Linked DNA regions of Homo sapiens: all the other regions are linked to region 2. The links are chromatin contacts, found by Hi-C or POLR2A ChIA-PET in ENCODE. All regions are on one chromosome and are shown on one strand. Each heading gives the region's core, a stretch centred on a gene start or an enhancer-like site at or near the end of the contact. The rest is flanking DNA. Distances are from core to core; before and after follow the strand shown.

What was found. A loop is a pair of places that touch in the nucleus more often than their neighbours do. ChIA-PET counts read pairs that join two places held with the same protein, here RNA polymerase II (POLR2A). Pooled maps may share reads with other maps.
Region 1: a loop to region 2 is called in a pooled map, with 5 times the contacts of the local background. The contact joins the promoter of LRRN2-AS1 here to the promoter of RBBP5 in region 2. A Hi-C loop is called at or near these places in 2 of 37 single-sample maps with no recorded cell type and 6 of 50 pooled maps.
Region 3: a loop to region 2 is called in a pooled map, with 8 times the contacts of the local background. The contact joins the promoter of PIK3C2B here to the promoter of RBBP5 in region 2. A Hi-C loop is called at or near these places in 1 of 168 maps with a recorded cell type or tissue (naive thymus-derived CD4-positive, alpha-beta T cell) and 8 of 50 pooled maps. POLR2A ChIA-PET finds 5 or more read pairs at or near these places in 3 of 52 experiments (MCF 10A, WTC11 and activated CD4-positive, alpha-beta T cell).

What each region holds. Positions count from the first base shown.
Region 1 is chr1:204,561,191-204,565,926 of GRCh38, reverse strand. It overlaps LRRN2-AS1 (LRRN2 antisense RNA 1), which reads right to left and starts at 1,756. Exons shown (of 13, transcript XR_007066814.1): 1 at 641-1,756. It also overlaps the pseudogene RNA5SP74. RefSeq lists a silencer at 11-100.
Region 2 is chr1:205,119,134-205,123,765 of GRCh38, reverse strand. RBBP5 (RB binding protein 5, histone lysine methyltransferase complex subunit) reads left to right here and starts at 1,788. Exons shown (of 14, transcript NM_005057.4): 1 at 1,788-1,911. The coding sequence starts at 1,893. RefSeq lists a silencer at 811-1,105 and enhancers at 1,467-1,686, 1,827-2,006, 3,170-3,728.
Region 3 is chr1:204,493,469-204,497,887 of GRCh38, reverse strand. It overlaps PIK3C2B (phosphatidylinositol-4-phosphate 3-kinase catalytic subunit type 2 beta), which reads left to right and starts at 3,083. Exons shown (of 33, transcript NM_001377334.1): 1 at 3,083-3,532. It overlaps LOC124904584 (translation initiation factor IF-2), which reads right to left. Exons shown (of 2, transcript XM_047439554.1): 2 at 2,156-3,712. The coding sequence ends at 2,692. RefSeq lists a silencer at 2,934-3,403 and enhancers at 3,504-3,633, 3,704-3,893.

The DNA.
Region 1 (4,736 bases), core at 507-3,006, 560 kb after region 2:
AGCTTGATGTGCCAGCAAGAAGAGGCAGTATCAGGTGATAAGCACCTCACAGGCGTTATCTCACTGGTCCATCAGCCTGTTTCACAGATTAGGAAGCTGAGGCTTAGAGACACGAGGTGAACTACCTAAGGTCACCCAGCAGGCAGCTAACTGGCAATCCTAATTCATTGCCAAGAATTCCAGGAATGCTGATGGTCAGGTTTTCAAACATAGACAAACTGTCATGCACACTCACACTCACACAAAAAGAAAAGACAAAGAAGAAAGTAGATGCAATTTTCTCCAAAATGTATCCCCTACGAAGGTAGCAGCTTTACCCAGTTTTGAGCATTGTACTTTGCTGGAGTTTAAGATTTCCCAGTTTAGGGCACTGGAAAGTTCGAGTCTCTTTACCTTGAATCAAAAGCATAGCTTATTTCCCACTAGTGATTCTCTTAGAGGTTAATGATGAAGGGGAACAAGCCCTAGACTGAGAGGGGGCAAGAGCTGGTTACCAGACCAAAGGTGTGAATTGGCCATGTGATACTTGATATCACATCTGTTGTTGTAAAGTAAGGGTGTTCAAGAAAGTGATCCTTAAGGCTATAAAAGATATTTTTTTGCACCCCTTGCCCTAAACTTAAAATAAGTGCTCACTCACCTCTCCCTTCTTTTCTCCACTCTTGCAAGGTTTTCCGTGTATGTATGTGTCAGAAATATTGGAGTATCTGCCTAAGCCTAGTAAAACAAAACAAAAATCCATTCTCATCCCCATGATGCTTTCATAATCTTGTCCTTAACCATTTCCCACTGTTCCTCTTCCTCTCCCCAAACCTTTCCCCCTTAGCCTTAGACTTCAGCAGTGGTTCTCAGAATGTGGTTTCTAGGCCGGAAACATCAGCATCACCTGGGAACTTGATAGAAATGCAAATGCTTGGACCGCATGCAGACCTACGTTACTGAAACCTCTGGGTGAGGCCCAACAACCTGTCAAACACCGTCAGACCTGTCAAACTGTTTGCTCAAGTTTGAGAGCCACTGTTCCAGATCAGGGTTCTTAATCTAGGGTCCACAGATGGTTCTAGGAAGTCTAAATGTTTTTTGAATTTGCATATAACATTTTGCACAAGTACATGCCCTTTTTCTGGAGACAAGTTCTCAAAGCAGTCAACTCTTGACTCCAACTACACTATCATTCTGTTTCTTTCTTTCTTTTTTTTTTTCTTTTTGAGACAGTTTTGCTCTTGTCGCCCAGGCTGGAGTGCAATGTCTTGATTTCCACTCACTGCAACCTCCGCCTCCTGGGTTCAAGCGATTCTCCAGTCTCAGCCTCCTGAGTAGCTGGGATTACAGGTGCCCACCACCACGCCCAGCTAATTTTTGTATTCTTAGTAGAGATGGGTTTCACCATGTTGGCCAGGCTGGTCTCAAACTCCTGACCTCAGGTGATCCGCCCACCTCCGGCCTCCCAAAGTGCTGGGATTACAGGTGTGAGCCACCGCACCCGGCCTATCACTCTGTTTCATAAACAACTTCCTGCCTACATCTGCAAACTCTTCTTTCCTCCTCTTCTTTGCCTTAAAAGATACCTGGCTTTCCCTCCAAAGGATCTTGGTGGTCACTTTCCCATACCTCATGTGCTTTCAGGATAGGGTATGGGGCCTCCCCAGTACTGCACTCAGACCCCTATTCTTCCACACTTCCAAATCTCTGCATATATATATATACACATATATATATATACACACACACACACATATATATACACACACATATATATATACACATATATATACCAAATCTCTGCATATATATACACACACATACACACACACACACACACACATATACATATATATATTTAGATCTATACTCCCCTTTACTCCTCCTTTACTGCTGTCATCTGCTGACTTTGCTCACACTTTCCCTTGTTCATTACAGACTTTGGGTTCCTACCTCCTACCAGCTTCCTGGATGATAACAACATCACATGAATGACCCATCTAACACCACGGCCTCGTGGGACCTTAACCACTTCATGTCAAAGAATTTCACCTTCACATACTCCAGCCACTCACTCTGTTAGGCCCTGGGAGCTTGCCCTCATCTGGGATGCTCCACCGTATGCCAGTCAGCTTATGCCAAATTACACTGTGGTAACAAACCCCCAAATCTCAATCGCTTGAATTAACAAAAGCTTGTTCCTTTGTCCCTCGCAGGATAGGTACAGCTATGGTCCCTGTTCTCTTCAGTCTTGGAGACAGGTCAAAGGGAGCAGCCCCCATTTTGGGACACACTAGCCTCACGTGGAGGAAAAAGAGCACTGACTTACCCACACAATGGTCCCTAAGCCTCTGCTCAGAATAGCACAGTTCATTTCCACTTGCATCCCATTGGCCAGCCCGCTGCCAGTGGTGCAGGAAGTGCAATCTTTTCCAAGGCCTGGTAGAGAAAAGCTGCGCAGGTTTTGACAGTAATACATCTACCACAGCCTTTGAAGTCCTATTAGATCTTTCTTCCTCTCTCTCTCTCTCAACATAGCGACCTGTCTTTTCAGCTCCTGGTCCTCTCCTCCTACTGTACTATTCTTCAGTTTCAATCAGCCCCCTCCTGGAAATGACAATAGATAACATTTACTGAACACTTAGTAGGTTCTATCTTGACATCTATTATCTCGTGAGTCATTGAGAGCTTAGAGAAGTTAGCCTGTCTTCACCTCATTCTGTCTTCTAGGTTAGAACCATTACTTCGCCTATGAGGAAAACAGAAGAACCAGATAGAACTGAGAGGCCAGGTCAGGGCCATAAATGTGTGACACCAATCTGCAGGTTGTGTGATGTTTCTCCTGTAGTACGCATTGGCTGGCCTCAGTGGTCCTCAACCAGAGGCCATTCTCCCACTTAAGTAATATTTACCAATGTCTGCGGACATTTTTTATTGTCATAATTAGGGGAGTGCTACTGGCATCTAGGGAGCAGAGGCCAAGAATGCTGCTAAACATCTTAGAACACACAGGACAGCCCCCATCACAGAATTCTTCAATCCAAAATGTCAACAGTCCTGAGGCTGAAAAGCCCTGGTCTGCAAATTGGACAGTCTCAGGCAATTGCCTTGTGGAAATTTTCCTACTCTGTTCTCTCCCCTATTCTCCAGAATACCTGTTCCAGACCTGCTCCACTCTCTTCAAACTCTTATCCCAACCACCATCTCTGCTGTATGGCTGGAGGCTCTGGGAGGCCGGTGGAAGGCGCAGCAGGGCAGACCGGCGGTGCTTGGGCGTAGAAGGGGAGAGCAGTCCGACCGCAGGCGAGCAGCTCAGGGGTCCCCAGTCCGAGCCCCACGACCCTGGGGTGGCAGTGACGCCTGGAGTCGGGCGGGCGTGGCTGGGCCGGGCTCTTGAAGAGGCAGCCAGGCACCACCATTAGTGTCTACGGCCATACCACCCTGAACACGCCAGATCTCGGAAACTAAGCAGGGTCGGGCCTGGTTAGTACTTGGATGGGAGACCGCCTGGGAATACCTGGTGCTGTAGGCTTTTTGGCTCCCTCCCTCCTTTTGTCTCCGAGCTTCCCAACTGCCCCCTGACTCTGCTCCCCCTTTTCCGCCCGCCTGTGTACCCCGCGGTAGCCCAGGACCTCCTCGTGGAGGTCTGCCGCCGCAGCACCGCCAGGCAGCAGCATCCCACCTCTTCCGCCTCACTGCAGCCCCACCAGGAGCTGGCTTCAGCCCTGGCGGGGCAGACCTGGACCTGACCCCGAAAGCGCAGGCGCGGGTTCCCTGCCATCAGGGTGTCTTCCCGTTCCCAGGATGCCCAGGCAATTCAATTCACTCATCTCTCTCTGTCCATGCTTTCAGCGACACTAAACTTTCTAGTTCTTCCCAGATGCCACTGTTTTCTCACCTCAAGACCTTGGCATGTTTCCTCCTAACTACGGCACTTTTCCCTTCCTCTCCTAACTCCTAACCTTCCTTTAATCTCAGCTCATCTCTTCCCGGAGGTTGTTCAGAAGCTCTTGGCTACATTACGTCCCCCTTCTGTATTTCTCATAGCAGCATGTAGTCTCACAACAAAACATTCACTATGCTAATATTTACATGCTTAACCAGTTTCCCTAGACAGGAGAACAGGAACCATGTTCATCTTCATCACGGTATCCCCCAGTGCCTAGACAATACGAAATACATGATACGTACTTAATATTTACAGCTCAGGTGTCTCCTAAGCTCCACTTCCATTTGGATGTTCTCATATGCACAAACTCAACACAACCAAAACTAAACTCATCATTTTTTCCTATCTCACCACCATCATCAAAAACCTACTCTTCTATTGTCTTTTTTTTTTTTTTTCCCTTGGTCTGTCACCCAGGCTGGAGTGCAGTGGTATGATCTCGGCTCACTGCAACCTCCGCCTCCCTGAGTTCAAGCGAGTCTCCTGCCTCAGTCTCCCGAGTAGCTGGAACTACAGGCTCGCACCACCACACCCGGCTAATTTTTGTATTTTTAGTAGAGACAGGGTTTCACCATGTTGGCCAGACTGGTCTCGAACTCCTGACCTCAGGTGATCTGCTCACCTCAGCCTCCCAAAGTGCTGGGATTACAGGTGTGAGCCACCACACCCGGTCCTATATTCTTTATCTCAACGAATGGCACCACCATCTACCAGTTACCCAGTCATCCTTGACTCCCTGCTTCCCTCAAACCACATTTATTCATCTTTTTTTTTCTAAAAACGATGGTCACTTTAAACATACATT
Region 2 (4,632 bases), core at 539-3,038:
CAGAGAATTTAGAGGAAACTAGGCTGTGGTTTTCACACGATATTTTTCCTTGTTGCTTTTGCCTTTATGCAAAGTTTTCCTTTGTCTTTGGAGAGTAGAAAAACTGTGGATTTTTTTTTTTTTGAGACAGAGTCTCACTCTGTTGTCCAGGCTGGAGTGCAATGGTGCGATCTTGGCTCACTGAAACCTCTGCCTCCCGGGTTCAAGCGATTCTCCTGCCTCAGCCTCCCGAGTAGCTGGGATAACAGGCATGAGCCACCACGCCCAACTAATTTTGTATTTTTAGTAGAGACAGTGTTTCTCCATATTGATCAGGCTGGTCTCGAACTCCCGACCTCAGGTGATCAGCCCGCCTCGGCCTCCCAAAGTGCTGGGATTACAGGCGTGAGCCACCGCACCCGGCTGCAAAAGACATACTTTATAAAGGTCCAAGGATAATGGAAATAGAAGACATTAATGTAATATGTTCTTGGGAACTAATTGGATACACCAAGTATTATCTTTGACTAGTTTCTGGACTTCTGCTTCATTCTGCAACCTGCAGCCAACTACCATGGTGTCCATCTATTATTAGGCGCTTTAAATAGCTCCTTAATTCACATTTACTCTCTTCAATCGATGTGTCAGACTGTGGGGGCCACTTAATTCCCATTCCAAATTCTTGGGAAAGGAATTTAATTGGGTTGAGCTTAGGTCAGGGGCTTACTGAAAGAGCAATCAACTGGGGCCCAGGGACAGGGTGCACTGTGTGAATGAGGCTGCTTTTTCTGCAAATTTGTCAAGTAGAGGCAGACTGGACTAGCTACATAATTTGCAGGGCCCTGGGCAACATGAAAATGCTGGGCTCCCTAGTTCAAAAGTTTCATTATTGTTTCCAAAAGTTTGCAATTGCAGACAATACTGCGATTAATAAACTTGTGTATGTGTATTTTTCCATTGTCGGAGACCTAGCCCGAGTACTATTTTCTGCAGCGAGCCTTTGACGTTGTTTCCTTTTTCTGATGAGCCACAGCATTTATAGTAGGAATTTGTTCATATAAAATTTGCTCTTTCGCTAGATACCAGTAACTGGACTTCTCTAATTGCTTTGGGTATTTCATTGGAGTTCTGTATGACTGAGCTCCGGGAAACTCAGTCCACCCCTCATTCCAATTCTTTTTCACAGTCTTTTTCACAGCGTCCCTGTCAACACTGTTTGGTAAAGGGTAAAACCTTAGATAATAAGGTTTTTATTATCTTAACACAGACAGGCCTAACATATGTTGTCGTACCTTTCTGTAGGATCAATAGCATATCTTTACAAATGAGAAATAATTTTCACGAGACCGAAACACCCTGCAACGCCACCTACATACAGGGTAAGTACGCGCCTTGGTGAGGTCAGCGGCGCTACACACCCGAGCACTAGGGGACGACCTTCCCTGGTTTCTTGCATTAGCAGGACTTGTCCGGAACCTTTCCTGCGGAGTCTGAGGTAGCCCGCCCGGACAACGCCGCTGAACACACAACAGGGCAAGAACTAGTAGGTTAACTGTATGCCTGGAATTTCTACCTCACCTACATGTTCCCGGAGCAAATAATCTTAAATTGTCGCGCTATTTAAAGTCCCTAGTGACGATAACATTGTTGTACCTCAGCAAAGATCATAATTAATTGTTTCCGAGAGAGTGTATGCTTGATTTTGGTCAGGCATATATTTGGGCAGCCCACCTGAAACGAACAAGGAAGGCGGGGGAAGAAAGCGGAAGCCGCGGGGCCTTCTAAGGCCGAAAGTCTTCGGAGCTTGCGCCAGTCTCTTCGCGGCGTCCACCACTTAGACGCAAGTTGCTGAAGCCGGCCGGGGAGAAGGTGTTGTTGCCGGAGCTGAGACCGGGCGGCCACAGTCCGCAGGGATGAACCTCGAGTTGCTGGGTGAGAAGGGCTGTGGCTGCGTTTTAGAGAAGCGTTGGGTACTGGAAAGGAGGGAACCCAGGCGGGAGGGGAGTCAGGCTGCAATCTTAGGGACACTGTTCGGCTATGGATCACTGGGCACACCTGATGTGGAGCAGCAGCGGGAGGAGGAAGCCCACCTTCTGCCCGAGTAGGTTGCATTGCCCCTCCCGAGGCCACTTTCATATCAATTATGGAGCGATGGGGACAGACAGTTTGTGACTTAGCTTTGATTATGAGGATCGCAGGTGTTGAAGTACCCAGAGCAGCCAGGACCAGAGTTGTTGGAGATGGAATTTGAAGAAGTGAGGCTTGGGATGAAGCTTTGAAGACTTGTCAGGGAATTGGGTGCCTGAACAGGTTAATCTTTTTGTAGAAAAGAGAAGTCTAAGGAGGGGACTTGGAGATCTTCTGGTAGAAGCTTCTCATTGAACAGATGAATAAAGGCTCAGAGGGTAATGGCTAGGCACTAAGCAAGTAAATGGCATAGTTGGCACTGGAATCCAATTATCCTAACTTTCTGTTTAAGGTCCTTTGCTAGGGACGGTGTGTAAAACACTGAGGTGTGAAATACGGAGGGAGTTGTCTTTTGTCGCCCTCACTTTGAGTCATTGCCTCCTTACCTCCTATCCAGATTATTTAAAAACTGTAGGTCCTTTCTCCTGGACTTCCATTAGGTGACATTTAGCATGGTATTCTAGGGGTAGCTGAGGTTTTCAAGGACTTCTGCACTACTTGCTGTTCCTAATGGTTAGGTTTCTCTTTTAAAAAAGTCAGAAGATATGTTAATTGTCAAAAGGGCTACAAAGATACATAAAAAATGGTCTTTGCCCTTAAAGAGCTTTTCATTAAGCAGGGAGTTTAAGGTGATTATGTAAAATAGCTGTAGGATATTGCAGAATGTAGGCAGGCCTGAAAGAGTCATTACCAGTTGCTAAGAATGTTTGGAACAGAGAGTGAATGTCTTTGGGGTAAAGGAAGAAGTCAACCAGGAAAAACAAACCCCCCAAACCTGTGGAGGAGTTGGAGTTTTAAGTGGACTTTTTTTTTTTTTTTTAAGACAGCCTCGCGCCGTCGCCTAGGCTGGAGTGCAGTGGCACAGTCTTGGCTCACTGCAACCTCTGTCTCCTGGGTTCGAGTGATTCTCGTGCCTCAGCCTCCTGAGTAGCTGGTACTACAGGTGCGCACTGCCATGCCTGGCTAATTTTTGTATGTTTAGCAGAGATGGGGTTTCACTGTGTTGGCCAGGCTGGTCTCAAACTCCTGGCCCCAAGCAATCCACTCACCTCAGCCTCCCAAAGTGTCCGGCCTTAAGTGGATTTTTAAGGTTGGTAAAATATCAACAGGCTGAAGTATGAAAATATGGGAGGGATGTTCAGTAGGCATCAGTGAGAGAAGACCTAAAGAATTTTCCTGCTTGGCCAGGTTGTGGATAAAGAGAATGCCAGGGGATGGGATCGGTGCCATCTATTTTGTGTTGGTTCTCGAATGCCTAGCTCAAAAGTTTGGGCTTTTTAGGGAAGGTAGGGTAGATCCATTGAAGGATTTTGACTTAGTAACTCAATCAGAGCTATGAGTTTGTAAGGTTTGTCTGACAGCAATGTGGAGTTGAGTTTTGGAGGAGTGTAAAACCAGTTTGGAGGGGTAGATTATATGAGTGATGAGGAAGGCCTGAGCTAGGAAATAGAAAAGACATTGAGGAGGTAGGGATGACAAATTTGAGAATAGATTGCATATAGTGCTGATGAGTAAGAGAGTGACGTGAAAAATGGTGAGAGCAAATAATGATGCTGTTGATAAAGTGTAAGGTCATTGGAAAAAGACAGCTTTGGAGAAGCTGAATGTGGTCTAGGGGTCAGGAGACAGGTTTGGATTTATGGGAGAGATTTGTATTCTTTCAGATGGGCTCATTGAAACCTTGTGAATAGAGGACATGATCTAGAGAAAAAGTGGGAGGGGGAGAAAAGAAAATTGCCAAGCACACAATCTGTAGTTAGAGGTTAAGAGGAGGAATAAGTGGAGATAATAAGTTAGCTAACGGTTATAAAGTACTTTCTCTGAGCTAGGCAGATTTTCAAGTGCCTTCCATGTATTAATCTATGTAGAGGAAGAAGAGAGTACAGATTGGTGTGGCGTCTTCATAGAAGCCAATCAGAGCAGTTGAGTCTGAGGGCTGAGAATGGGTTGCTCTGTTTAGTCCTTTGGCAGCTTGGGACTCCTCAGCAGCTGGAACAGAAACCAGATTACAATGATTTTAGAATGGTGTGGGAGACAAGGGCAAAAGGTTGACGCTTACTTGTAAAAACTTAAGGATGGAAGAAAGGTGATAACGCTAGTACTTTGAAAGAGTAGCAGGATCTTGCAAAAGGCTTTTCTTGAATGATACAGAAGGTTCATTAGGATAAAACTTAGGAAGGAATATTTATTTTTATTTATCTTTTGAGACGGAGTCTTGCTCTGTTGCCCAGGCTGGAGTGCAGTGGCACAATCTCGGCTGACAGCAACTTGCGCTTCCCAAGTTCAACCGATTCTCCTACTTCAGCCCTCCCGAGTAGCTGGGATTACAGGCACCCAACACCACACCTGGCTATATTTTTTGTATTTTTAGTAGAGACTGGGTTTCACCATGTTGGCCAACCTGGTCAGGAACTCCTGACCTCAAGTGATCTGCCCACCTTGGCCTCTGAAAGTGCTGGGATTACA
Region 3 (4,419 bases), core at 1,834-4,333, 630 kb after region 2:
CCAATATGAGTTTAGTTTCATAAGTTTGCTGTCTACTAGACATCCCCATCTAGACATTCCACAGATACCTCAAACCCAACATGTTCAAAATTAAGCTCAAGATCCCTCTGCCAACACCTGGGCCCTGTCTTTCTAATTGTCCCTAACTTAGGGAATGGTACCACCTGCCAACAATTTCTAAGGCTTCAAATGGGGAGTAATTCCAGAGTCCTCCTCTTCCCTAATTTCCTACATTTTATATATTTATCAAATACTATTGATTTCTCTTTATAAGTATCTTTTGTATCTGCTCCGTTTTTTTCATCCCCACTGCCACAGCTCTGGCACAGTTTTGAGATTCCCTGATTTCCCACCTGGAACGTAGCCATGGTTTCTCTGTTGAGCTCCCAGGCTGCACTCCTGACTTGTGTTACTAGGTCCTGGCAGAAAGCAAATGGCACACTGCACTTGAGGGGTAATTTGAGGAGAGGTTAAAAAATAAGGGGACAATTTATAAAGGGTCGGCGGAGTACAGGAAAACCACAAGAAATAGTGTACAATCTACTAGGGCCAGTAGCAAATCAATGTTTCCACCCCCAGGCCCGAAAAGTCAAAGGAGGGGAGTGATTACCTGAATCAAGAGAGAGGGAGGGGGCTGGCACTGTGGCTCACGCCTGTAATCCCAGCACTTTGGGAGGCTGAGGAGGGTGGATCATGAGGTCAGGAGATTGAGACCATCCTGGCTAACAAAGTGAAACCCTGTCTCTACTAAAAATACAAAAAAAATTTGGCCGGGCATGGTGGCATGCGCCTGTAGTCCCAGCTACTCAGGAGGCTGAGGCAGGAGAATCGCTTGCACCCGGGAGGCAGAGGTTGCAGTAAGCCACTGCACTCCAGCCTGGGCAATAGAGTGAGACTCGGTCTCAAGAAAAAGAAAAAAAGAAAAACAAAAGAGAGAGGGAGGGGAGAGAGAACCACCCGTGGAAGCTGTGATCTTTGGTTGAGGGTGGCAGCCAGCGCACTGTGACCCCAAAGAGAGGAATCCTGAAGAATAAATATCCAGTTTCCCCTGACCTCCCTCCTTATTCAATCTTCAGCCATGGCCCCCATTGGCCAACCCAGTCTAGGAAGCCAGAGGGCCAGGAAGATCTGGAGGGGCAAACGGAAGACATGCAGTGCATCTTCCAAATCCTTCTCTATAATATGCCAGGAAGTCTTTTTCTGGTCACACTACTTCCCAGTTCCATTTGTGCACAGCAGGTTCTCTGTCACCTACAGCACCTAAACTTTTTGGCATGCCCTGGTTTCTCTTTATTCAATTTTTTCCTTACCAAAATGCATGATAAAGCCTGTGATCTGATCCTCCACTCAGCTACCTATGCCTACTTCCTGTTAGTTCTTTCCTTCAGACTTTTCACCCCAGCAGCATAGAACCACCAGTGGTCGCCGGGCGCGGTGGCTCACGCCTGTAATCCCAGCACTTTGGGAGGCCGAGGTGGGTGGAACACAAGGTCAGGAGATCGAGACCATCCTGGCTAACACGGTGAAACCCTGTCTCTACTAAAAATACAAAAAAAAAAAAAAAAAAAAAGAAAAAATTAGCTGGGCATAGTGGCGGGCGCCTGTAGTCCCAGCTACTCCGGAGGCTGGGCCAGAAGAATGGCGTGAACCCGGGAGGCAGAGCTTGCAGCGAGCCGAGATCACGCCACTGCACTCCAGCCTGGGCGACAGAGCAAGACTCCGTCTCAAAAAAAAAAAAAAAAAAAAGAACCACCAGTGGCCCCTGTAACACTCTGTTCTCTCAGGCTCCTGAGCTTGACCTGATGACAGACACAGAGTAAGCTGTCATAAATATTTGTATGGTGAAGAAGTGCACGGACACGTTTTTTAACCCCTGTGGCTCCTGAGATCAGGAGTAGCATCATATACATTATGACATATGTGCAGACCAAGCTGCCTTCAGTTAATTATCAAGATGTTTCACCTACATTCTCTCCTTTGATCATTACGAAAGCGTGATAGGTGAGGACGCTATTCTTGATATTCAGAGGGTGAAGTGGAATACTGAAAGTCACAAGCATTGGGTACAGAAGGCACTGTAGGATCAGAAAGGGGAGTGATCCCTTTCCTCCCCATCATAAGAGTCACAGCCGACACTTCTATAACAAAAGACAAGTTAACCAGAGAAAAGCATAACAAATTTATTTAATCATGGTTTTACTTGAGAGGCTGAGGACCAGGTGTTAATCTTCATAGTCTGTCGAGAAAGAAAGAAGAAATGAGGGCAGTGGAGGAAAACACGATTCACGTTTTTAGGAAAATATACTTTGAGATTAGTGATCGTTGGTACTATGCAAACCAAATGCAAACGAGGAGCTGGCCAACTCATGGTTTCTTTTGGGTGGAGCCTTTAGGAAAATTCTTCCAGAGACCACTGCTGGAAGAAAGGTATTTAGAGTAGAAAATTTAAATATAACATATTGTATGAAAGGTTTTTTTTTTTTACTTTTTTTTCTCACTACCCTAGTTGGGTTGGAGGATCCTCTATCTCCCCTCCCTACTTAGGTTGACTGCTGTTTCCTGGATCGCAGCTCGGAAGATCCACCTGGGCGAATACAAAAACAAACGAGACTCCCCTTCCAGAAAGGGAGGAAGGAAGGAGACAGAAAGACGAATGACACTGAGCGTGTAAAGCCCGGAGACAGCCTCTCTCTACCCCAACCTAACCCTCAAGGTAGGGGATCCCCCGAACATCGCTACCGTAATTATGGTAGAAATTCCTGAAACGGATAACTGGACCTCAGCACCGTCATTTCTAGCAGAATGATTGAGCTTTCCTCTGACCCAAAGCCAAGGGGTTCCAGCAGGGGAAACTAACGACCATCCGCAAAAACCCTCACCCAAGTGGGGAGTGGAAATCCTGGCTCTTGGGTTGCAGAGCACAACTTGACGCCAGCGCGTTTCTCTTCCCCCACGCAATGGCAAGTGGGGCGGGAGTCGGAGGGGAGAGGAGGAGAGGAGAAGAGAAGAGGAGGGGGAAGGGGAGGGGAGAGGCGAAGGGCGGCCCGGGTTCCAGCAGCCGCCCCGCCCTCCGGCTCGCGGCGGATTCGGCGCTGCGGCTGGAGCCGGCGGCCGGGTGCCTGCCTGTCCAGGCAGGGTCTGGCCGAGCGTCGCGTCGCCGTGCAGTGCGCCGGGTGTCCGGGAGATGGCTTCCCCTCTCTCGCCCGCTGCTGCCGCTATTGTCTCACCCGGGGTGGCCTGACTCTGCGAGCTCGCGCACGCTCTCGGCGGAGAGCACCCCTCCCCACCCCCACAAGCTGGTCCTTGCGCCCTTTGCTGCCTCTCCCTCTGCCCCTTGGAGCCTAGGGTCTGTGCGGAGCCTGGAGAGGGGAGCGGCCCGGGAGCAGGCGGCGTGCGGCCGGCCAGCTCCTCTCGCGCTGGTGCAAGAGGCGCCTGGAGCCGCAGAGCGAGCCCGGGAGGCGCGGAGCGAGCAGCCCACGTCGCCAGGCACAAGACACGTCGGATGTTGCAGCAGAGCCAGCAGCTAGCGCAGGTAGGACACGCATCCTGCGGGTTGCATCGGCCCCAGCGTCTGTAAAGTGCCCCCAGAGTGGAGGCAGCCGAGGTCAGGGGGCTCTCCCTCCAACATGGCAACAGCGGAGGTGCAACAATGGAAGCAGCCGAGGGTTCCTGGCGGCGGGCTGAGCGGCGGACGCCGTGGGAGCCTGAGCTCCTGCCCGCCGGGCAGAGCAGGTTGCCCCTCACCCCACTCCACTCCACTCCAGCAGCTTCAGGGCCTCTGGGGCTCCAGGCACCCGCGTCCCCACCCCCTTCTCGCTAAACACACTTCCTGGCTCCCAGCTGCAGGGCGATCTGAACCAGTCAATGGCTTTGGGGTTTGTTTATTTAAGATAAGAAATAAAAAAAGCAAAACCTGTCCTGTGATGGGGTTAGTGCCTTCTGTGGACTGGGTGAGAAGTCGGCATCTAGCCTGGGGAATGTGTACGTTTCTTAGTCGGGCGGAGGGTAGAATTGGATTCTCCCTTATAAGGATACTGCAGCAAAAGGAGACTGAAAGCTTGAAAGAGGGAGAGGGACCCTCAGGCCTGAGTTCGCCGGTGCTGGGAGAAGGCGCTGCTCTCCTGGCCTATACTTGTCCCTCATTTTCAGCTCCCGACAGCGGTGACTTTGATGTTGGAGGAGCAATCGCAGCAGGAAGCACAAGCAAGGCTGCCAAGCTGGTGTGGGGTGGAGTAGGGTGGGGAGCCCAGGGGCTTGGCAGGCTTCTGGATTGTGGGAAGAGGTTACCAAATGTATGAGGTTAGTGCACACACCCTAGTTGGCTGATGTTGAAGTGTGTGTGTGTGTGTGTGTGTGTGTGTGTTTTCTGCCATTGCTCTTGCTCCTTCAGGCCTGCCTTTTCTCCTCTCCACCCGCTTC